Regions from separate parts of the Homo sapiens genome. Here all the other regions are linked to region 3. Evidence: chromatin contacts called from ENCODE Hi-C data. All regions are on one chromosome and are shown on one strand. Each heading gives the region's core, a stretch centred on a gene start or an enhancer-like site at or near the end of the contact. The rest is flanking DNA. Distances are from core to core; before and after follow the strand shown. Region 1 has its middle 42 kb from the start of LINC01804. Region 2 holds the start of GACAT3 (gastric cancer associated transcript 3). Region 3 has its middle 420 kb from the start of NBAS. Region 4 has its middle 22 kb from the start of LINC00276.

Evidence for each region. A loop is a pair of places that touch in the nucleus more often than their neighbours do. Pooled maps may share reads with other maps.
Region 1: a loop to region 3 is called in a map with no recorded cell type, with 10 times the contacts of the local background. The contact joins two enhancer-like sites. A Hi-C loop is called at or near these places in 4 of 37 single-sample maps with no recorded cell type and 3 of 50 pooled maps.
Region 2: a loop to region 3 is called in a map with no recorded cell type, with 3 times the contacts of the local background. The contact joins the promoter of GACAT3 here to the enhancer-like site in region 3. A Hi-C loop is called at or near these places in 2 of 37 single-sample maps with no recorded cell type and 2 of 50 pooled maps.
Region 4: a loop to region 3 is called in a map with no recorded cell type, with 7 times the contacts of the local background. The contact joins two enhancer-like sites. A Hi-C loop is called at or near these places in 1 of 168 maps with a recorded cell type or tissue (PC-3), 3 of 37 single-sample maps with no recorded cell type and 9 of 50 pooled maps.

What each region holds. Positions count from the first base shown.
Region 1 is chr2:15,730,154-15,735,419 of GRCh38, reverse strand. No RefSeq gene overlaps it. Among named protein-coding and RNA genes, the nearest start is that of LINC01804, 42 kb to the right of the region's middle. RefSeq lists a silencer at 3,074-3,133. Within about 2 kb of position 1,404, at least 3 of the 41 ENCODE cell types and tissues checked have a DNase peak (open chromatin) inside an H3K27ac peak, as active enhancers do.
Region 2 is chr2:16,048,232-16,053,808 of GRCh38, reverse strand. GACAT3 (gastric cancer associated transcript 3) reads right to left here and starts at 3,382. Exons shown (of 4, transcript NR_126559.1): 1 at 3,132-3,382.
Region 3 is chr2:15,140,290-15,146,335 of GRCh38, reverse strand. It overlaps a transcript of NBAS not described here. Among named protein-coding and RNA genes, the nearest start is that of NBAS, 420 kb to the left of the region's middle. RefSeq lists enhancers at 3,724-3,813, 4,204-4,273, 3,336-4,535 and a silencer at 3,557-3,851. Within about 2 kb of position 4,060, at least 6 of the 41 ENCODE cell types and tissues checked have a DNase peak (open chromatin) inside an H3K27ac peak, as active enhancers do.
Region 4 is chr2:14,419,678-14,425,514 of GRCh38, reverse strand. No RefSeq gene overlaps it. Among named protein-coding and RNA genes, the nearest start is that of LINC00276, 22 kb to the right of the region's middle. Within about 2 kb of position 2,199, at least 2 of the 41 ENCODE cell types and tissues checked have a DNase peak (open chromatin) inside an H3K27ac peak, as active enhancers do.

The DNA of each region.
Region 1 (5,266 bases), core at 155-2,654, 590 kb before region 3:
CAAGCCACAGCTCTCTTGCCATTTGCTGTACACGAAAGTTTCAGCTACAGCTCCTTGGGGAAAATAACTAGCAACCGCAGGATGCTACTGGGTTAACATCAACCACCTGTTTGGAGTCACATGCTCTTCTTTGATGAAGGCTATTAGTGAAAGTGTATTTGGAATCCCAAAAGGCTATTTGAATTTCACACCTTGCACTTCCTTGCAGGATTTAGGCTCCTCCAAGAAAATTGTGAAGCAACACATATAATCAAGCCACAAGTTCTCAGACTACAAATAGTCTTTCCCAGCTGCCCTGAACACATTTGCTGCTCATTTGCTCCTGCAGAGACTACCCAGGGTGCTATATTAAGAATGCTAGATAAGAATGCCTGCTCACTACTTGGAGTGGTGGAGGGAGCAGAGGTGTCAAGCCTGGTCTCCAGTCGCCTTCCTTTCTGCTCTCACGCACTGCAGAGCCTCAGGCATGTAGAATACTTACATCCCCTGATCCCCAGTCTTCAATTTTGAAAAACGGGGGCTAATAATGCCTGGTCTGTAGAGTTGTGTAGTCATGTCTAGCCCAGGGTCTGACACATGGCAAATGCTCAGTAATGCTTGTGGCACTGTGACAATGAGCTTTCTGAGCCAGAAAGGGGCTCTCTGAGCTGATGGGGAATGATCAGAGAGTAACTAGACTGCTCCTCAGGGATGATAAACATGTAAAAGCCACCAGCAACTTCTTTCCCAGCCATGTGCAAGAAGCCCAGCTTCTTGCTGGTCAGAGGTTTCTTCACCAAGGGCTCAGACTGGAAACAGGCTAAGGTCATGCTTGGGACCTGGACGGAGTTGTCGCCTCCTGCTTGTGGGGAGAAGCTGCGATCCAACACCCAGCCATTGCTGTAGAGTAATTTCCCTCCACCTTCTGGGAAATGAAAAAGCAGCCAGATGCATGCTTTAAAAATAAACCATGCAAGAGAAAGAAGAATATCATGTGTTTGCTTCCCAAGCTGGTTTGAAATATTTGAAACGCAGAGAGACTCAAATCTGTCAGGAATCAGCAGAGCTCTGAGGTTTGTTTCAACATTTGGAGTGAGAAACAAAGGGATTAGAATCTGTTCTTTAAAGCTTCTATGCAGCATTTGGGATTGCCATAACAATAGGCATGTTTTGCCCTCAAAAGAGAAAGTCAGACCACGCTCCATGTACAATAACAGGATCGCTAATTTGGACCCCGCCAGCAAAATATTTGAAATCACTCAGACAAGGCTCTTCAATCATTTACTTCACAATGATTATGAAGACAGGGTTTGTTCTGTGGCCAAGTGAAAAGAGGTTTTTTAAAACACATATAGCTGCGTGGTTTATATCAACCAATCTGGTGCCAGACGGCCTGAGTCTGGGCCCCGGCTCCCCCACTCATAACTATGTGACCTTGGACAAGTGACTTAACCCCATCGGACCTCTGCAAGCCTCTCTGAAGATTAAATAAGCAAATATTTGCAGAGCATGAAGTCTGACTCATAGTAAGTGCTATGAAAGTGTTTGTAAAATAATAAATTATGTTAAAATGAAGGGTGGAGAATCTTCAGCATGTTTGATGTTTTTTCTTGCTTTAACTGGACTCCTTCCATTTCGGTCTTATCAAATCATTACGATAGATGCCTAAAGAATCTCTCAAGTCTAAGAAGAAGGTGTTATGAATTAAGTCTATAGCTCAAACTTTTTTCCTCCCTGTCTTCCCTGTTGATAAAATTTGGGGAGGGAATCTCTAATTTTTAAAATGTAGGTTTTTCAGAGTCCAGACATAAAGGTTCCAATCGAGCAAGTTTTATCATCAGACAAGTTTGGGAACCACTAACTCAAATGGAATTCCTTCCCAGTTAGTAGGAATAATTGGGTTTGGTTGTCTCTGCTTTTTTCAGTGCCAGGATTTCGTTTCTCTTTCTCTCATCCAAGCGTCCAATACGAAAAGAAATTGGACTTTTATGCCCCAAAACTTCCCCTAGGGATGCAAGGCAGGAGGCCCAGGAGAGGTTAGATCATAGAGCTTTTATTTCAAACGGGAGCTCCATTCAAATAAAACCGCACACCGGCCGGGCGCGGTGGCTCATGCCTGTAATCCCAGCATTTTGGGAGGCCAAGGCGGGCAGATCACAAGGTCAGGAGCTTGAGACCACCCTGGCTAATATGGTGAAACCCCATCTCTACTAAAAACACAAAAAAATTAGCCGGGCGTGGTGGCACATGCCTGTAGTCCCAGCTACTCGGGAGGCTGAGGCAGGAGAATTGCTTGAACCCAGGAGGCGGAGGTTGCGGTGAGCCAAGATCGCACTCCAGCCTGGATGACTGAGCCAGACGCCATCTCAAAAACAATAACAACAACAAAAACCTCACACCATTGCAGCTGCACCTAAGTGAGGCTTCAAGTCAGCCCAAGTAGTTATATCAGAAGGAATGGGGGAAAGATGTTGATAAGCTCAGGTAAGATGCCTCAGAAGCTTTTGAGTTTTTAATTTTTTTAAATCTAAGACATTCCTTAAAGGAAGATGCATATTTGGGTCATAGTGGGTTGGAAAAGATGAAGAAAGATCTTTTGGATTTTGAAGCCCTGGCTTGTACCAGGGAGAGGGAGAGGCCAGCCTCAAGAGATACACTGGGCTCGTTTGGAGACACAGGGCCCGGCCCCACCCCATCTCTAGAACCCTCACCATGATAAGTTCCCATCTGTAAAGTGGAGGTGATGATAATGCCAGTCTCACTATGATTCAACACCAGTGGGGGCTGCAGATGCTGGAAGTTTCAAATCGTATTGGGAATGACATCACACAGATGGCTCCTGGAACCAGGCCACGTGGATAAGCCGCCCAAATGGACAGGCAGTAGTGATCTTCCTCTGGCATAATGAGAAAGGGGCTCAGTGATGGGAAGGTAATTTAGTCCCTGGACCAGCTGAGCTGGGCTGGTAGAAACCTTCCTTCCTCTTTGGAAACTGGAAGTGAGAGGCAGGCAGCTGGTAGGTCTCCCAAGAGGCGTGAAACCTAGTAGAGTGGGTTATTTATGCAAATTACAGAGAAACCCCATGTTATAAGATTACGTCTCCTGAGCTGTTTCTTTTCTGTCCTTGTTGGAGAAGCTGAGATGGACTCAATTCAGTTTCTTCATTCATTCATCCATCCATTCATTCCCTCTCCAACACAATACCTGCTATGTAACAGATATTGTGCAGGGAAACAGAAATAAATCTGACCCTAATTCTGGATCTCCAGAGATCTAATGGAGGGAACCCAGCTTAAGCTTAAACCTGTGATTCAGGACAATAAAGTGAAAGGTGTCTGTTGGTGGAGGGCCTTACAGTACTCCGGGGGCTGCAGGGAAAGAGACAGGGAAGGTTGTCTGAAGCAAGGGGCAACTAAACTAGGTTGATAAACAGGGAAAAGCAGAGGAAGGAGGTTCCAGTCTGAGAAAATACATTGATCAAAGGCAAAGGGCTGTGAGGGTCAGGGGTCAGAATACAAAGCTCTAGTGCTGGAGGGGAGTGCCTAGAATTTAGGGAGCACCTGCTAAGGGGAAGCCCAAACACTTCCCAGAACTCCACCTTGGAAGTGACAGCTTCCAAAATCTGCTTCCCCAAATGGCAAAGAAGCACTAAGGCTAATGTTAGCTTCTCCATGTAATCTCCTAGTCCTTGGCACGCTCCTCCATCCTGCCACTTGCGCCTAGCAGAGGGCTGCCTAGAGTGAGCACTCAGTGACGACAGAGAAAGGAACACACATAAAATTCTGCAAAACTCAAATGCAAGAATAAGTGTGAAATGCATTATAAACCGTAAGGAGCTGTAGAACTGTGAGAAATTGTCACCAATAACGATTGCGTTTCTATCCAACTGCTTTGCAGGGGCTGGCACTCCAGAGATGAGGAACAGCCCTGTCCTCAGGGAACCCAGAAGAGTCAACCAGGGATCCCGGGGCTGCCTGGCCAATGCTCTGACAAGATGAAAGGTTCTTGGAAGAGGTGAAACCTGTGCTAACTCCAAGGGCCCACAGGAGTCAGGCAGGTGAGGAACTGGGGTATGGTGTCCCAGACTGGGAACAATCCCAGCAGGTAACAGAAGGCTGATGGCCCAAGAAGGACATGGGTAAGACAGGCTGGAGGGGCATCCACCAGAGGTGATAGCCTGAGGGGCATCACTTGGATTTCAGTCTCAAGGCAAGCTCAAGTGCTGGGAGAGAACATGGCCACTTTTGTGTTTTGCAGCAGAGCTTATCTAGGGGGACACACGTATGCCATGAAATTAATCCCTTCAGCCCTTGAGGCAGTGGGAGAGTTGGGCAGCTCCTACAGTTGCTGCTGGGTTGCTTCCCCCAGACCACCTTGGAGAAGCATGGGATCAGGGCAATCCCTCCAGCAGCTGGGAAGCAGGAGGCTGTGCTACCCGGGGCCATGGCTCACACCTTGGCACCAAGGAGGTGCCACTAAATACAGATGATGTGAATAATACTGGGATGATTGTGAGCAGCTCCTATGCAACCCCCAGAGGAGGCTTACCCGACCCTGATGCTCAGCACAGTCTTCACAGGACTTTTCAACTCTGCCTTGCTGCATTCCTGATTGCATTTCTTTCCTATGCCCAGATCCGCCCATCTCAGAAGGGCTGCAGAGCCTGGGTTCCTGTGGACCCACCACCCTCCTCACAGGTCAGACTCTGTGGCTTCATCCCAGCTGCTGACCCACTGCCAAACCGCAGCAGCCGGCATCTGCCCCAGGGCTGGACAAGCAGCCTGGCTCTGTGCCCAGCCTGCACAGCTGGGAAAGAATGAGTCAGCAGTGTCTTGTCTCCTTGGCCTTACGCTAAGCATGACCTATTACAAGGAAGTAAATAACTGGGGAATGGTCCCAGCAGGGAACTCCCTGAAACCTCAGGGTCTCAGGAATGGGACAAATCTTAGAGGTCTTTTGCACAAATGCTCTTCATGCACTACAGGAGCTCAGCCTATGGAGCCACACTGCCTGGTGTCAAAGCCCTGTGGGACCCTGAGCAAGTTAATAACCCTCTGTTCCTCTGTCAAATGAGGATAATAATAGTATTTACCTAATAGGGTCGTTATGAAAATTGAGTTAATTGGCGTAAAGTGTACACAGCATATAGTAACAACTAACAAGTGTTAGCTATTACTATTGTTATCGTTATGTGAAGCGATCCCTTCTCTGGCATCTCTTATGATTAAGCCCTCATACAAGTGCTTCCAGAGACATGAAGGTCATTACCACGAGAGGCAAACTCTAA
Region 2 (5,577 bases), core at 2,133-4,632, 910 kb before region 3:
TTCCATGTGTGTTTCTAGAACCTTGCCACTCCTCTCATCAAAAGATTGAGTTTAGGGCTGTTAATATTCTTTATTGCCTTTATAATCTGGATTCTGCCTCTGCCATTTCACTGGCATCAAGGATGCTCAGTCAACCATGACTGCTCGCTCTATATGCCCATCACCTTTCCCAAGCCTTACTCTCTCTGAGATGTCTACGGCACCTGGCACCGTAGCCACCCTCTCTGAATCTCTTCCCCTCTGCTCTGGGCCTGCATGCTCTTGCTTCTGTCTTCCCAAACCTGGCTGTTCTTTGCCTATTGCTTTGAGTGGCTTCTCTGCTTAGCTCCTAAACATAGTGATTTCTGACAGCTCAGTCCAAATACATCCCATTCATCTCTCTCCCCAAAACTGAGCTTCCATCCCTGACTTGCCTCGAGCTGATAATGGGTGATTCTCCCAAAAACTCACACTTGAAATCCCCAGGCACCTTTTGCTCCTCTTTCTCCTTTGCCCCAATCACAATCCAGTCACTAACCCTAATGAATCTTCCTTGAAAGTGTCTCTTGAATTCATCCATTCCTCTTTAATTTTTTCTGTTCCCCTAAAGCAGTCCCCTATTATCTTCAGACTTGACTATGAGAAGCCAACATTGAAGGTATTCATACATTTGTTAAATAATGATGCTAACCCCTAGGTAGTCTCCTGGACTTCAGTTTCTCTCCCTCTAATTACTGCTGCCACCAAAGTGATCTTTCCAAAATACCACTTTAATCATGTCATACGACTACTTAGAATAGTTTGATGGTTAATATTGAGTGTCAACTTGATTGGATTGAAGGATGCAAAGTATTGTTCCTGGGTGTGTCTGTGTTACCAAAGGAGATTAACATTTCAGTCAGTGGACTGGGAGAGGCAGTCCCACCCTCGATCTGGGTGGGCACCATCTAATCAGCTGCCAGCGCAGCTAGAATAAACAGGCAGGAGAAGATGGAAAGAGCAGACTTGCTGAGTCTTCTGGCCTTCATCTTTCTCCTGTGCTGGATGCTTCCTGCCCTTGAACATCAGACTCCAAGTTCTTCAGCTTTTGGACTCTTGGACTTTACACCAGTGGTTTGCCAGGGTCTCTCAGGCCTTCGCCACAGACTGAAGGTTGCACTGTCGGCTTCCCTAATTTTGAGGTTTTGGGACTCAGACTGGCTTCCTTGTTCCTCAGCTTCCAGATGGCCTATTGTGGGACTTCACCTTGTGATCGTGTGAGTCAACACTATTTAATAAACTCCTCTTCATATATACTTCAATCCTATTAGTTCTGTCCCTCTAGAGAACCCTAATACAAATAGTAATATTCAAAAAGCAATAGTAATATACAAAAAGCAACAAGAAAACGACACATATTGATGATTCTTTCATTTGGGAATTTAGCATAAGGGTGTCATACGCTCTACATTACAATGTTTGGAGTTTTTGCCTTACTCATGCATTACTTTTATAATCAGAAAAATTGTTTAAAGGTATTATCGTAAAAACAAACAAAAAAAAGATTGAGTTTAATTTCCCTCCCCTTGGAACATGAGGCAGGTTTAGTGACTTGCTTCTAATGAATTCTATCTAATACCAATGTGCAGAAGTGACACTGTGTGACTTTCAAGCATAGACTGAAAAAGTGTTCCAACTTTATGTTCTGTCTTGGGACGCTCACCCTTGGAACCCAGCCACCATGCTGTGAGGAAGCCCAAGCAACCCACATGGAGAGTCCACACACTGAAGTCCATGTGGAGAGGAACCGAGACCCCCAGCCAACAGCCAGCATTCACCACCAGGCATGTGACGCAGCAAGCCTTCAGTGATCTCAGTCCCCAAACTTTGAGTCTCATAGCTAAGGCCTCAGACATCATGGAGCAAAAATAAGCCATCCCCCATGTGCCCTGAACAAGAGGTGGGGGCAGAGGGGACAGTGGAAGGAGCATGGACATAGAAAGATCTGGGTTCAAATCCTGTGTCTGCCTCATATTAGTTTTGGTACCTTACATAAGTCACTTACTTCTAAACCTTGGTTTCCTCATCTCTTATGAACTGAGATGTTGCAGAGCTCAGAGCAAGGTCCCCAGCATAAAGTCTGAGACATAGTAGGTGCTTAATAAAGTATAAGTGAGCTCATCTGACAGCCCATCCAATCTTCAGACAGTTTTAATTGTTAGAAATGCTTTCTTCTGTATGGATGAAGTGAATTCTGCCTGCCTGGAATGCCCACCACAGACTCAGTCTTTCCCTGGCAAGGAGGGACGGGGGAGGACCACCTCTCCTCCCTCAGCAGCCTTCAGACACCACTCCTTCCTGCCTCCACCCTCTGCCTGGTCCCTTTCCTACTCCCCACCAGGAGGCTTCTGAAGATGCAGAGGGCCCGTGTGTTGCTGGTGAGCCTGGACACATTGAAAGCCTTGTTTGCATGATAACTCCTCTTTGAGTCAGTTCAGCTGCTTCCGTCAATACAGCCCTCAGATAAGATGCTGTAACTCAGAATGTCTGGCTCAAAAGCAAACTGCTACAACTGAATCATACATGCTGCGTTAAAGTCCACCCGCTTCTCTCCCATGCCTGGCCTTGCCACTGCGCAAACAGAAGCCGAAGGGAAAGGTCCAATTATTCCATGGAGATTTAGCTACTGTATTGACAAAACTCAGCGTTAATTCCCAGAAAGCATTCAAGCCCCGAGGTGGGGGTGGGGGCGGAGGGAGGCAGGGAGAGAGGAAGAGCTGGCTATATAACTGGGTGAGAGTCATAGCCGCTTTTCAGCTGAGTCTGACCTAGTTTAATGAAATCAGGTCATCTGTGAGCTCTTCATTACCCTCAGACTAAACAGGACCCAACAGAGCAGCCAATGTCCCTGGCCTTTCAGAATTCTGCTCATTCGCATTATGACATTTTGATGTTGGGTCTTAATGCATGTTGACTTAGTGGCCTGGCCCCTCCAAAGGTAGTAAACAGCCTGGGTAAAGGCTGGGAAGTAAACAAGAGGGCTGATTTAAAAACCACACACATAAAGGCAGTGTAAATACCCCAGGTCCCTAGCCTGCATCCTCAGGGAAACCAGCAGACAAAAGGCGTGGAGTGTCCGCGACCATTATGGCTGACGGATGGATGGAACTCACCTATTATCCTCCTGCCTTCTCACATGGAACTCGCAGCCTCAGCAGATCTTCAGGGCAGGGGGCGGGATTGGAAGGAAATGAAATTGTCAATTTAGGGACAGTATGGAAGATTCAAGGGCAAATTGCTCCCCAGCAACAATTGTAGAGGACAGGGACAGTTAACCCCCTTGAGACTGTCCTATGCGCTGGTGATGGCTTTATTTGATCTGCTGCCCAGTCTGCATTGTCCTGAAACCAAAGCCTGTGGTCAGGGAGGCTGAAAATGATCCTTCTTCTCCCGGTGGATGCTCATTAATTGAACGAATTTTACGGAAGTAGATGATATCTGTGGGTTCCCTGCTCCTATCAGACAGCCAGACTACCAGGCTCAGAAAGGGCAGAGTACCGTATCAGTGCTAAACACCGTGTAGGTGCTTCAGTGCATAGGTGTCTCAAGGACTCTATTTGGCGTGTGCTGGTGGTAGAAGCAGTATTTTTAACTCAAGATAAATTTACCAATGGGCCCAGGCTGGTGAGGGCTGAGAATCACAGGAGGCAGGAGGGAATTCTTATGTACACTGACTGCTCTTTGCAGTCCTTAGACAGGTGTGGGGTCTAGAGTCTCACAAGCTGATGAATTTGGTCTGGGTTTAACTAATGGTGTGTTGGCTTCTGCCTCTCAAGCAATGGCACAAGGTCGAAAAATTCCCTCACCTTCCCTTCTCAAAAAAACCTCCTTGCCAGTTACCTAATTTAAGTACCCAGTCCCTGTTCAGAGATATGTGAGGACTGCACAAGTGTGGACTGGGAGGAATAAAACATTAATTGTGGGTGACCACAGGCAAGAGGTGTCCCTTCTATAGGTTTTAGTTTTTCCATGTGTAAGATAAGGAGGTTTAATCACATAATCTCTAAGGGCTTTCTAGGAAGGGCATTCTAATTCTAAGGCGAATGCGATTCATCTTGAAGCGAATCTCTGCCTCCCCCACCCCAGGTAGCAGACGTGCCCTAACCAAGCCATTTCTCTGGGCCTCCGAGGGATCCACTGCTGACCTTGACTTCCTTAATCCCAGGCTCCGACACTGATCTGCTCACTCTCAACCCTCTCATCTGATACCAGCATTTGGCCTACATCTATTGTTTCCTTTAATGATTAGTAAACATGGTTGAACAGAGCAGAAAACCAGTTTCCTTCCCAAGGGCAAGGGACTACAAGCTGGTCTCTTCTGTCCCTCTCCTCAGCCAAGGGAACAAAGTCTGACATCCAGACTTTGATTCTCCGTGGAGGGAAGCAGGACCCCGACAGCAGAATGACAGCTAAGACTCTACTTTAGCCTGTCTCTACTATCTAATCAGGAAAATGGCAGGATCCAGCCTGTCTCTACTATCTAATCAAGAAAATGGCAGGATCCAGTTTCCCATTGTGTTGGCATTGATAATATGTATTGAGTGACAGTGTCTGCAGTGAGACTATTGATTTGAAAGACAGTTTAAGAATTGACTAGTATTCATAATCCCAGCACTTTGGGAGGCTGAGGTGGGCAGATCACTTTAGCTCAGTAGTTCAAGACCAGCCTGGGCAACATGGCAAAATGCCCATCTCTACAAAAAAATACAAAAATTAGCCAGGCGTGGTGGCATGTACCTGTAGTCCCAACTACTCAGGAGGCTGAGGTAGGAGGATCGCTTGAGCCCAGGAGGCAGAGGTTGCAGTGAGCAGAGATCATGCCACTACACTCCAGCCTTGGTTACAGAGCCAGACCCTGTCTCAGAAAAGTAAATAAATAAAATAAATAAAATAATAAAAAAAGAATTGACCAGGATTCCAGGGCTTAGAATTCCAGAATGGTAATTACCTCCACATGCATCCTAATTTATAGGAACGCCAGAGAGCTTGATGGCTTATAAGTTTCAGCCAGTCAAAGTTGAGAGCCTAAAAGAACATCTCTAATCAGAGTACCGGAAAAGTACAATGCCAAAAGAAAACCTACAGAAGGTTGGTGAAGTGATTCCCAAACATTTAGTCACAAAACCTTTTTTAGCAACAAAAGCCTACATGAAAACCAAATACATAAAACGGGACTAAGTGGAACTGTTCAGGTGAAGCTGAGCAAGGACCCAGAGCCCTACCTCCCTTTCCCTCATTCCGCCCCCTCCCCAAGCCCTTAAGGCCCTAGGCACCCCATGGAACCTCAAGAGTTTGAAGAGCAAAGACCTACTCCCACCTCCTCAATTTGTAGATGAAGAAACCAATGTCTAAAAAAATGAAACAACTCGACAGATTCCGTGTGAGTCAGAGCCAGAGAGGCATTGGATTTTCATCTCAGCCCCAAGTGATGCTAGCTCACCACCACATAAGTGCCTGCTTTTCTTTTTTCTTTTTTTTTTTTTTTTTTTTTTGAGATGGAGTCTTGTTCTGTCACCAGGCTGGAGTGCAGTGGTGCGATCTTGGCTCACTGCACCTCCA
Region 3 (6,046 bases), core at 2,811-5,310:
TCCTTAAATATGTGTCATGAATAACTGCCATTTTAAGTGCGTACTAGGTACCAAACAGGGCTTTAAACACCATAGTCTATTTATTCTTTACCACAACTCTATGAAATAGGGACCACTATCATCTCACTGCACAAATGGGGACACTGAAGCACAAGCATTTAAGTAACTTGCCTTGAGTCACACAGCTAGTGAGTGGCACAGTTGAGATTCATACCAGGCCAGCCAGCCCCTGACTTTGAGATCTTAACCATTGCTTTCTGTTGTTCCAAGGTGGCAAAGATGTTTCTCTGTTTTACTCATTCTCAACACTTAGAACAGTATCAAGTTCACGCTAGATACTCAATAGATATTTTTCCAATGAGAAATGGAAAAATGAATGAATGAAAGAGTGTTTTCTCCAACTCAGGGAGTCTCGAAGAAAGCATTCACCTTATGTTTAGATGGGTGGCTCTCAACTTCGAGCATGCATCAGAATCCTTCATAGAGCTTGTTATAACTCATGTTCTGGGCCCCCCACCCCAGAATTTCTGATCCAGTAGGTCAAGCCTGAGAATTCTCATTTCTAAAAGTTGCCAGGTGCTGCCGAGGCTACTGGTTGGTGTACCTCATTTTGAGAAGCTCCTGTTTGGAGTAAAATTCCATCATACTTTTGCAGCAGGAGTGGGAGCTGCAGTAAGAGGGCAGGAGCCAGTGACTCAGTGCCCAGTGGTCTGCCCAGTCCAGGCAGAGACAAGCCTGGGACTCAGATGCTCCTCTTCCTGCAGCCTCTAGGACCAGCAGCCAGTGCTGGTCTGAGTCTCACAGTGACCAGGTCTCAACTGGAACTCCAGGTTCAGAGTGAAGATTAAACCATAATAAAAGCTTTCCTTTATAAATCACCCACCATACACTAGGCATGAAGACACACACACACACACACACACACACACACACATACAAACAAACACATACATCTCAATGCATTTTTGCTGTAATGGCATATGTGTGGCCCTAAACATCCTTGGGTTCTTTAAGATTGCGTGTAAAAGCACAGGGCTTAGAGGAAAATAGTTAAAGCAAGCCACTCAAAATCTAGTAACCGCAAAGCTGACAAAACCAACTAAAAATGAGTAATGAAAACACCAGCAGAGTATGTAGAATGTCACTGGTATGTGTACCAGCAACACAAGCAGTCTATTCTTTGCCACCTTAAGCCATGGGATGTGTACGTCCTCTTTTGAGATTAGGTTGTGGAGACTGCTTTCTATCTAAATTAAAAATTGGATTGAGGGTGTGGCCGTCTTCATTAGCCCACTGTTTTACTACAGGAGGATTATCTCTACTCATAGCTACACCAAATAGCTTAACCTCATGGAAAGCTTAGTAGTTCTAGTAGCCTCTAAGCCAGCCACTTTGCAGTAAAGAAAGGCACTTCTGCAAATTGTCAGCTTTTACCTTAAGGCTTTATATATTGCTATGGCCTTCTCTTTAACTGTGAGAAAGTTGCCCTGCCCCATTCCTTCAAAACATGCATGTGCTAAAACCAGATCTCATAAACCAACGCAACCACCTGTATCGTAACATATGGGACTGTTTCTGAGTTGGCAAAGCTTGGATTTGAACCCAGAGCTGACTGCGAAGCCCATGCACTTTCTCCTCTATTCTGCTGCCTTTTTTTTAGAGGATAGATATGCAAAAACAAAGCCAGTGGATGTGTGCTGTAGTGATGTGTTCGATAAAAAGTGGCCAGCAATGTGGCCACTCAGAAGTACCTCTGCCTTGGATGGGAGCTGCTTGAGGGCCAGGATTGTGTAGCGACTCCTGTCTTCCCCAAAGGACCTAAAAAGTGCCTCACGCAGAGAAGTTGCTCAATACACATTTTATGAATGCAATTGTATCTGAATCAATAGTAATAAACACAAGCCAAACATAAAAGTCATTCTTTCAGGAAACAAACATTATATTTTATTTAATAGGCTGGGAGGTTGATGGGGATGGAGAACATATTTGACACTTTGGTCTGTGTCAGGCTTTCCTGGGTTGAGCCTGGAAATTACCTTGGTGCATATAGTTCAGGAAGGTTTGCCAAGGCAGCCATACTCGGGCTGTAGGAGCTGGGACACAGCCATGCTACACAATTTGTGGAATGCATGTTGTCTTTTGACACTGTGTGTGCATATGTGTTGGGGAGGGACCGTGGGTGGGCCCTGGGGGCCAGGCTGTGGAGTCACAACAATGTGACAAGGTGTATTAGTCAGGTTTCTCTAGAGGGACAGAACTAATGGGAGATATATATATATATATATATTTTTATATATAGGATAATATATATATATAGTATTAACTCACACAACCACAAGGTCCCACAAGGGGCTATCTGTGGTCTGAGGAGCAAGGAGAGCCCGTCCGAGTTCCAAAACTGAAGAACTTGAAGTCTGATGTTTGAGGGCAGGAAGCATTCAGCACAGGAGAAAGATGTAGGCTGGGAGGCTAGGCGAGTCTCCCTTTTCACATTTTTCTGCCTGCATATATTCTAGCCATGCTGGCAGCTGATTAGATGGTGCCCACTCAGATTAAGGGTAGGTCTACTTTTCCCAGCCCACTGACTCAAATGTTAATCTCTGTGGCAGCACCCTCACAGACACACCCAGGATCAATACTTTGTATCTTTCAATCCAATCAAGTTGACACTCATTATTAACCATCATACGAGGGGTGTGTGGAGGTTATGTAACCACCACTTGCAAACCTCCAAAGGGCTGCAGAGGGACACACGTGCTCTGTTTGGCTCTAAGGGCAGGACGAAGCCCGTGGGTGGAGAATTCATCCAGTCCATTCAGAGACCCATCTCACAGACATGCCCTTGTTTCTAAGTTGTTTGTGTTTGTTCTGAGTTTCATGTTCGACTGACTCTTCAGTGAAATCACAAGGGCCTCAGGATCAAAACTGCTCCGTCAACCAGTGTTGGATTTGCAGCGGCCCCTGCAACATGAAGGTGCTGAGGGTATGGGCTTCAGAGTCAGACAAACTCCAGGTGGATCTCAGCTCTGCAGACGCGGACTTGCTGCAGGACCACGGGCTCAATGAGCCTCTAATTCTTGTTTGTAAAAGAAGGATCGTAATCGATTTCACAGGGTTGTTTGTGAGCCTTAAGTGAGATAAAGAATTGTAGAAAGGGGCTGAGTACCTGGTCAAGCCCTGTAGGTGGCAAAAAGGGGTAAATGATAACAGTAGGCTTCCAGATCTTCTGATCTATTTGGGGTGACAAGACACGCTGAAAGCAGAAAATAACCAAGTACATATTTCAACGGGCTGATGAGTGAGTAGTCTAGAGAATACTGCACGGACCAGTTTGTTTCTTTTGCAGAGCTAGTGTTCCAAAATGACTTGTTGCAGGAGGTCAGGATGACTCTTTGGGCACCCTTTGCTCAACCTTTAATTATAAAAACTATTAGCAAAACGGAGGGATGTTTCTTTTAACGTTTCAACATCTTCCTTGCCCTCATCTGTACGCTAGATGTAGGTTCAAAAGTAAAGCAAAGGTGCTCTTAAGATATCTCTTGAGGGGATGTGTGTTTCTATCCATGGAATGTTCCTTATCTCCCCTCTCCATCATCCTCTGCAGAGATAGACAGAGAGCACTTGAGAGGAAGATGACAGGAAGACTTTACAGCCGGCACCGTGGAAATAGCCCCTTCGGGGAACAGGATGTGGCAGGGATAAACCTGTATTTGGAGTTTTTAGCAAGGCCCAGCAGGATGACTAATGCAGGAAGGTGCCAGTCAGGGAGCTGGCAGATGTCTCTTCAAAACAAGGGGAGCGTTCCCTCAAATATTTGCCTGTCAGCCTTGCGGAGGCGACCATTTTTAGCTCTTCAATAAATTGTCCCTTTGTGGCAGTAGCAGCTAAGCCTCCTGACGTCATCTGCAGGAACCTTATTTGGTTTTGTTGGGGAAGCATTTCAAGCTGAGAAATGCACATGCCTCCTCCCGGATGTGACATTCATCTGCTGAGCTCAGCCCACACACCTGTGCCTCTCAGCAAAGCCACATGTGCTGTTTCGGGCAGAGGTTGACAAACGTCAAGGCTGGCTGCTCTCAGTTGCTCTATTATCTCCTTCCTGCTGCTGTCTTCCGGTTCCCCTCATTTTTCGTGCATTTGCAACTGTTGACAGGCTGGGTTGCTGAGGGTGGTTACCTCTGACATGCACTCCTCCTGGCATTTTCTGAATATCATCGTTCTGAAGTGTGTGTCCCCCAACACGTGGGTGGAGATGAATGGGTATTCCATATTCAGTGATTGGAGGTAATGCTGGATTTATTCTCTGACATGAATTTTGTGATTGTAAATGTCACAGACTCACACTGTTTTTAAATATGTTTATGACTTCAGAGTCAATGGGAATCTGAATTTCAAGAGCTCATTATTTCTCTTTCCAGGAAGGGGAAAACAAAACCCGTACAGACATAATAACATCTGCTGAGTTTATTTGGTGCCTGACATCAGTGATGTTGGATTTGAACTGTTCTCTAGCATCCCCTGCCCCTTTTTTATTGGGGGAAAGGGTATGATCTGCTAAAGAAAGCACAGGTTTTGAGTTCTAGTCTCTCCACTTTGCCTGAGTGCATGAGTGGCCCCTACGGTAAAAACAAAAAACAAAACAAAACAAAACAAAATTGATTTTGCTGAAAATGAGCAATATGTTCACATTGTGCATCAAATATCTTGGTTTTGTATCAAAATGAGTCTAGCCTTTATAAACCAGCATGCTAACTCTTTCCTCAGCTTCAGTTTAGGGGTTAATTGTAATGTTTAAAAACAGAATGACATCGTCTCAGGCCTCTAGAATATGGAGTAAGAAACAGATCAAGAGAAAAGGGCTCTCCCCAGTCCAAGCTCTGCCATTCGCTGATGCTACATCCTGGATAAGACCACGAATCTGCCTGAGCCTCACTGTTGTCGTCTGTAAAACGGGTGCTGTGATTGCCAACTCACTGGGCAGTCCCCGGTACTAAATGAGCTAGTGTGTGTGTGAAATCACTGAACTCATAAGATTTGCTCATATACACATGTTGGGTTTAAACAGAGGAAATCTCACCATAGTCTAGGCCAATTCAAAATTGTAGAGCTCTGCAGAGGGAGCGGGAGAGGAAGGAAAAGAGTGAAGGAGGGAGGGAGAGAGAGGGGGAAAAAGAGAAGGGAAAAGGGGATGGGAGCGAGAGAGAGACAGAGACAGAGAGACACTGGATTTTTCCTAAAAAATCTCAAGAAAGATATTTCCTCCAAAAGAAATACTTTGCACAGAAATAAGACCATTTCAGATCACACAAGAATAATAGTGTACATTTATTGAACACTTACTAAATACTGTATCCTATACATTTTCTCTAAAGAAGAATCCCCTAGTTTTCTACATGGAATGGGGATAAGCCTGGCTTGCAGGTAAGTCTCAAAGAATTTCTGAAAAATGTATGTTCAACCTTATTATGAATGTATTATACCATTTAATGCTCAAAACAACCCTATTTAGTACAAGTATAATATTAAATGTATTTCACATACTTTTTCACTTCCTTTCTGGATTACTCATGACTACCTTTTAGGTCACAATCAAGGTTAAGGTAGAAGCATCTGCCCCAAGGACCCCATCTAGCATATCCACCAGGGTCATGTAGAATTCCTGCTGAATTCACCTTTGGATTGCTGCAGACATTTCTGCAATTAAAAAGTAATAGTTCTTCCTGTTTGAATAGCATTCCTTTATATTTACCAAATGCTTTCCTGTACAAAATTTTATATAACCCTGAACAAACCTCTGTGAAGCAGATATTAATCTCATTTGCAAATGAGAAGCATAAGAACTATGTGAGTTAAATGACTTGGTTAAGGTCACCAAGTGGTAACACTAGGATTTGAACCACAGTTATCCAATTTGATGTCCACTTTTCCTACAAACCACCCCAAATTTAGGGTTGTCAACCAACAACCCGTATATTATGCTCACAGACCCTGTGGGTCAGGAATTTGGAAAGGTCATGGTGGCAACTCTTTCTGCTCCATGTTGTCT
Region 4 (5,837 bases), core at 950-3,449, 720 kb after region 3:
ATTCTTAGGAGAACTTATTACAGGTGGTCTGGTAACCATAGAATATGGTGCATGCTTCTAGCTCAGCAGCAGTAGGTGGCTGGAGCAACACTGTTGGGAGCAACTCTGTTGGGAGAGCAAGGAAAGAGGCAGTCAAGGGAAGACTACCCTTTGCTGTTTGGTACAGCAGGATGTTTGAGAGTGGCCCAAATGGATACTGTGGAAAGTAGCTAGAATCAAGCCATCTTTTAGTTGCCCAATAGGGTGTGCTTTGGGGCAAAGGGAAGCCAGCAGAATCTGTGAAATGTGTTCCCAGGGGCAGAAATGGAGGTGAGAGGAATTGACTAAAGGTCCAGGTGTCAATGTCAGGAATCTGTGCAATGTGAGGTTATCACAAGGATTCTGGAAAACCCAGATGCTTTATCTGGAAAGAATAAGCATGTAGACATCTGCTGCACCGAGAACATCACTGGATAGTCAGCACTAGCCTGAAGAGACCATGAGAGCAGGACCTGAGAAATGAAAAATATTTTTTTTCCCCTTTTTGAGAAGAGCCTAAAGAGGTAGATGGAAATGCTATTCACTTTAAGTCCCTCAACTGAGTTTGTGTTGGGGCAGAGTATGAAACTTTCATTGGGATGAGAGAAATCACTTTTGATTTACTTTCAGATGACTAGTTTTAGTGCCTGAAATAATTACGAAAACAGGGTTTGCTTTTAAAATCAAGGGTGAATAGCAAGTCATGGTTCAGCTTGAATTGTCATCGAAGAGTAGTAGGGAATATATCTGAGAAACAATAAAACTCATTTCTATAGACTGAGCAACAGAGGGTTACTGCCTCCGTGCCATAAACTTCTAAGAACCAATTTATGAAGTCATTGTTAAAGATTAACTTGTAGTTACCACTAGAGTCATTTATGACTTCTCTTTTTTAGGGCTTTAAGTCTCAGCTTTACAGATAATTGAATGGTGGAATGATGACGAGAAAAATTCACAAGCAATATATATTTCAGTTAATATTTAAAATTATTTTTCTCTACATGAGAAAGTTGTCTAAATGCTATCCCAAAATTACTATTTTCTAAAAATCTAGCATTTTATTCCTGCCAGCTTTACACAGTGTAGTACAGAGGTAGGGGTTGAGAAAAGCATTTTTCTGGAGATATTTTTATCATGGTCTTTGGAGATATCCTATTAACTTTTTTTGTTCTTATTCAACTAGCAAATTGTTACCAGATTAGTTCATCTTGCACAGAGTTTGCAGAGAGCCAGGCTTACCCTCACTGCCTCTTCAGATGACTACCATAAACTTTTAAGATTTATCATCTGCTCCTTAGATAATTGCAACAGTAAACTAAGAAGTCTCTTCATCCCTCTTCCAGATTTGTTCCTTCTAAAACAGTTCCTATATTTCTACCTGAGAAATTTCCTCAACTTATCTTATCTTTATCTGTGTTTTAAACACAGAAGTTAATGCTCTCTATTGTAAAATCAAGTTTCAGCTTTTTATTCTAAAATATTATTGTAATTGTCCAGCATGTTCTTTTTGCCTGCTGCAGAAAAAAAGCCAATACATGGCGATAGTAGCATTGCCGCAGAGAAAAAGTTCAATTACCACAAGGTGTCTGGGCAGGAGGATAAGAGCTATTTCTCAAATCCATCTCCCTGAGAGCTTAGAGGCTAGAGTTTAAAAGAATGATGTGGTGGGCAGGGGGCTAGGGAATGGGTGCTGTTTATTGGTTAAGGATGAAATCATAGATGTATCCGAATTGTCTTCATGTACTGAGTCAATTTCTAGGTAGGGGTCACTGGACCATTTGAGTCAGTTCCTTGGTATGACTCATGGGTTCAGGTGGCCTTGGTTGGTCTGCTTGAATGCAAACATCTGAAAAATATCTCAAAGACCAAACTTAGGTTTTGACAATATGGCTGTTATCTATAGGAACAATTGGGGAAGTTACAAATCTTGTGACCTCCAGCTACAAAACTCCTAGCAGTAATCAAGATAGGGAACAATGGCTGGCTATCACTTAACTATGTTTATAGCTTAGCAGAATTCAAGCCCCTATCATAATTTTAAACTTGTGACCTTTCATCAGTTTTTACAAAGGCAGTTTCATTCCCCAAACAAGGAGAGTTAGTTTCAGGAAGGAGCTATTATCGTCCTTCCTTTAAAGTGTAAACTAAATTCCTCTGGTAGTTAGCTTGGCCTGTGCCCAGAAATGAGCAAGGGCTATTAACTTGTAAGGTTATAAGCAAGATGGAGTCAGCTGTGTTAGATTTCTCTGCCATAATCTTTGCAAAGTTAGTTTCTTTCTTTATATTCAGGCACTTGTCTACCTCTTTATTTTCCTTTCTCACTTCCAGCCTAGTAATTGTCATAACAGTCATTTTCCTTCTACTAATACTGGCACATCAAGGGCAAATACAGTATCATTTTCAAGACTTTATTCTCACAGCCTGGCACAGTGCTTGGAAGATAGTGAGGATGCAACTAAACAGAGTTCTAGTTCTTTTATATTTCCTATCTTTTTTCAGACATAGTCAATCAAGTAAAATATAGAATTTCATAATTACTTGAAAGAATGATGATATGATGTATCCTTCCACAATGAACGTACCTAATTTTGGAGGTTCTTGAACATTTTGAGCCTCTGTTGTTTGCTTAGTGAGTTAGGTCGGAATTTTAAAGCAAAGGAAGGCAGCAAATAAAATGAGGCCAGATTCAAAGAAATCTATCTTAAGACTAGAGGGTATTTAAGTTAAATAATTTTTAAAAATGCAGTCAATGCCCCTGTTCACTGGCGATTTAATGTATATTACTCATTACTAGGATTATGCTAGAGGGCAGAAATAACTGTTGAAAGTTACAGAAGTCGCAGAACTGACATTTTTTTACCATAACTTTCTTTTGTCTCACATCTGGTGGGTGACTAAGATAGGATGTCCTGAGGCATCTTTCTTCATCCAAAGCGTGTTTTTAATCCATCATCCTACAGAATTAGTTACAGGAGAAGTTCAAACCCCTACCGTCCAGGGTCTCTGTTGGAGAGCTACATCTACATTTATGGACCTAGACAGTAGCCAGCCATGATGAACTAAACTTCTGAGACCATGGAGTAAGGGAATGACTACCATGTGGATGAGACAGAAGGCATACTGAAGGTGAGGCTGTGGCTAAGGTGAAAAAGAAGATTATTTGGCAGTGGAAGAAGCCTAATAACTGAGGGAAGATACCATAAGACAGTGTGTGTATGTGTTTTTAAAATAGTCTTCATTTTTTGGAACAGTCTTAGATTCACAGCAAAATTGAGCAGAACGTACAGATTTTCTGCATATCATCTTCCCCCACCCAGATATAACTTCCTCCATTATCAATGTCTGGACAAGGGTGGTACGTTTGTTATAACTGGTGAACCTACATGGACATGTCTTAATCACTCAAAGTCCACATTTTACATTAGGGTTCACTCTTTGTTTTATATATTCTGAGTTTGAACAAATGTACAGTGACATATATTAACCATTATCGTATCATAAAAATTAGTTTCACTGCTCTAAAAATCCTCTGTGTTCTGCCAATTCATTCCTTTCCCTAATCTCTGGCAAACGTAGAATTTTTTTTGCCATCTCCATAATTTTGCCTTTTCTAGATGTCATATACCTGGAAATGTACAATAGTGATCTTTTCAGATTGACTTGGCTAACTTAGTAGCATGAATTTAAGTTTCCTCCATGTATTTTCTTGACATGATAGCTCATTTCCCTTTAGCATTGCATAATATTCCACTATCTGGATGTACCACAGTTTATTTATTCATCAAACTACTGAAGGATGTCTTGGTTGTTCAAATTTTGACACGTATGAATAAAGCTGCTATAAACATTTGTGTAGACATAAGTTTTTAACTCCTCTGGGTAAATATCAAAGAGCATGATTGCTAGATTTTATGGTAAGAGTATGTTTAGCTTTGTAAGAAACAGCCAAACTGTTTTCCAAAGTGGATGTACTATTTTGCATTCCTACCAGCAATGAATGAGAGTTTTCGTTGCCCTGCATTCTTTCTAGGGCTGGTAGTGTCAATGTTCTGGATTTCAGCCATTCTAAATCCAGTAAGAAAGTGTTTTGATGCTGTTTGTGTGGTTGTAAGGAGCTCACAGAATTTTGCAAAGTGAGTGAGTCTTCCTCTTCCTGCCACCTGCTCCAGCCTCTCTCCTGTTCACATTAGGCAGGAGAAGCAAGGCTTGGATCTTTCTTTTCTATACCTTGCTGTTTTTGGTCTCTGGAAGGTCTAAATTTGGTTTCAGATCTCTTCATTTCCTTTCCCAGAGCATGGCCTTACTAAAATTTAGTTTTGCTGACTAACAATTCTCTAAGGCCTGATTTCACTACTATCTAAATAAGAACACTTGGTCTGACTCATCCTGTGATTCGCACTCAAAATGCGCCTTTAGAAGGACTGACACTTATTCTGAGGTGATGGAAGTGGAAGTTTGGCTCTGCCTTATCTCCTGCAGTCAGTATTAGCTTCAATTCCTGATTTACAAATGTTGGGTCCTGTCAGGCATCACAGACATTTCCACATCAAAGGGCGTCCGGCCTTGATATTTGTCCGTTTATACTGACCACAGAGGCAAGGTTTTTAAAATGTCATGTGCATGTGTGTGTATGTGTGTGTGTGTGTGTGTGTTTTAAATTTTTAAAATTTCCTCTCAGAAAACTGATAACCCTGTTCTAGAAATTGCTAGTTATGATGGAATTGGGTATGTGGTATGTAGCAACCTTGCAGAAGGACTGCAGCAAGGGTGTGCCTAAGAGCTTCTCCTCACGGTAAAGGCAACGGGAGAGACAGACAATCCCTAGCAAAGATTTATATTCATATGATGGAAATGGAGGAGGGGAAGCCCAAGAGCTTTCATCAGTGTTCTGTGAAGATAAACACTGTTAAGGTTTGATAGCATATATTCAGTCCCAGAGACTTCAAACCCAAGCTTTCCTTATGGAGAAATAAGAACGGCTTAAGCTCCAGACAAGAAGGAAAGGAGCATTAAATTTCTCCATCATTAACTCATCAGCTCTTGTATGTTTCCTGGGGTTTTTATACACCCAGTATCACAAGTTAGGTGACTTAAAACAATAGAATTTTAGTATCCTATGGTTCTAGAGCTGTGACATCTGAAATAAGATGTCCACAGGGTTGTGCTGCCTCTGATGCTCCGGGTGGAATTCTTCCTCACCTCTCTTCCTAGCTCCCCGTGGTGGCTGCCAAGCCTTGATGTCCTTGACTTGCTCTCCAATCTCTGCCTCTGTCATCATATGGGGCTCTCCTTGTGTATCTGTCTTCATTTTGTCTTCCCTCTTCTAATATAGACACCAGCCATATTGAATTAAGGGCCACCTTACTCCAGTATGACCTCATCTATGGCCTTATCTTAACTACTTAACACTTATAAAAACCCACAGAAAGTCATATTCTGAGGTACTGGGCATTAGAACTTTAACATAGATTTTTGGACACGCGAGTCAACCCATAATAGCTATTCAATACATTTGGCTTCAACAACTCCTAAAGCCCTATGGCTGGGTCTTCAGAGCAAGCACTGCCCCTTCCTGTCTTTCCTGTGTTGTCTACTCCTGACATTGGGCTGGAATGAAGCATATTTCTGCAGGCTCCAACTTTGGTTTTCAGAGTTAGGGAAGCACATGGAACTGATGAGTGGTCCTCAAAAATTAGATTGGGCATAACACAAAGACTTGGGGAAGTTGCTACAAGTTCAGATTCTTGGTGCCCAAGCCCTAGAAATGCTGTAAGTCATGTAGTTGCATTTGGTCAAGTGACTACATTTTGAGAAACACT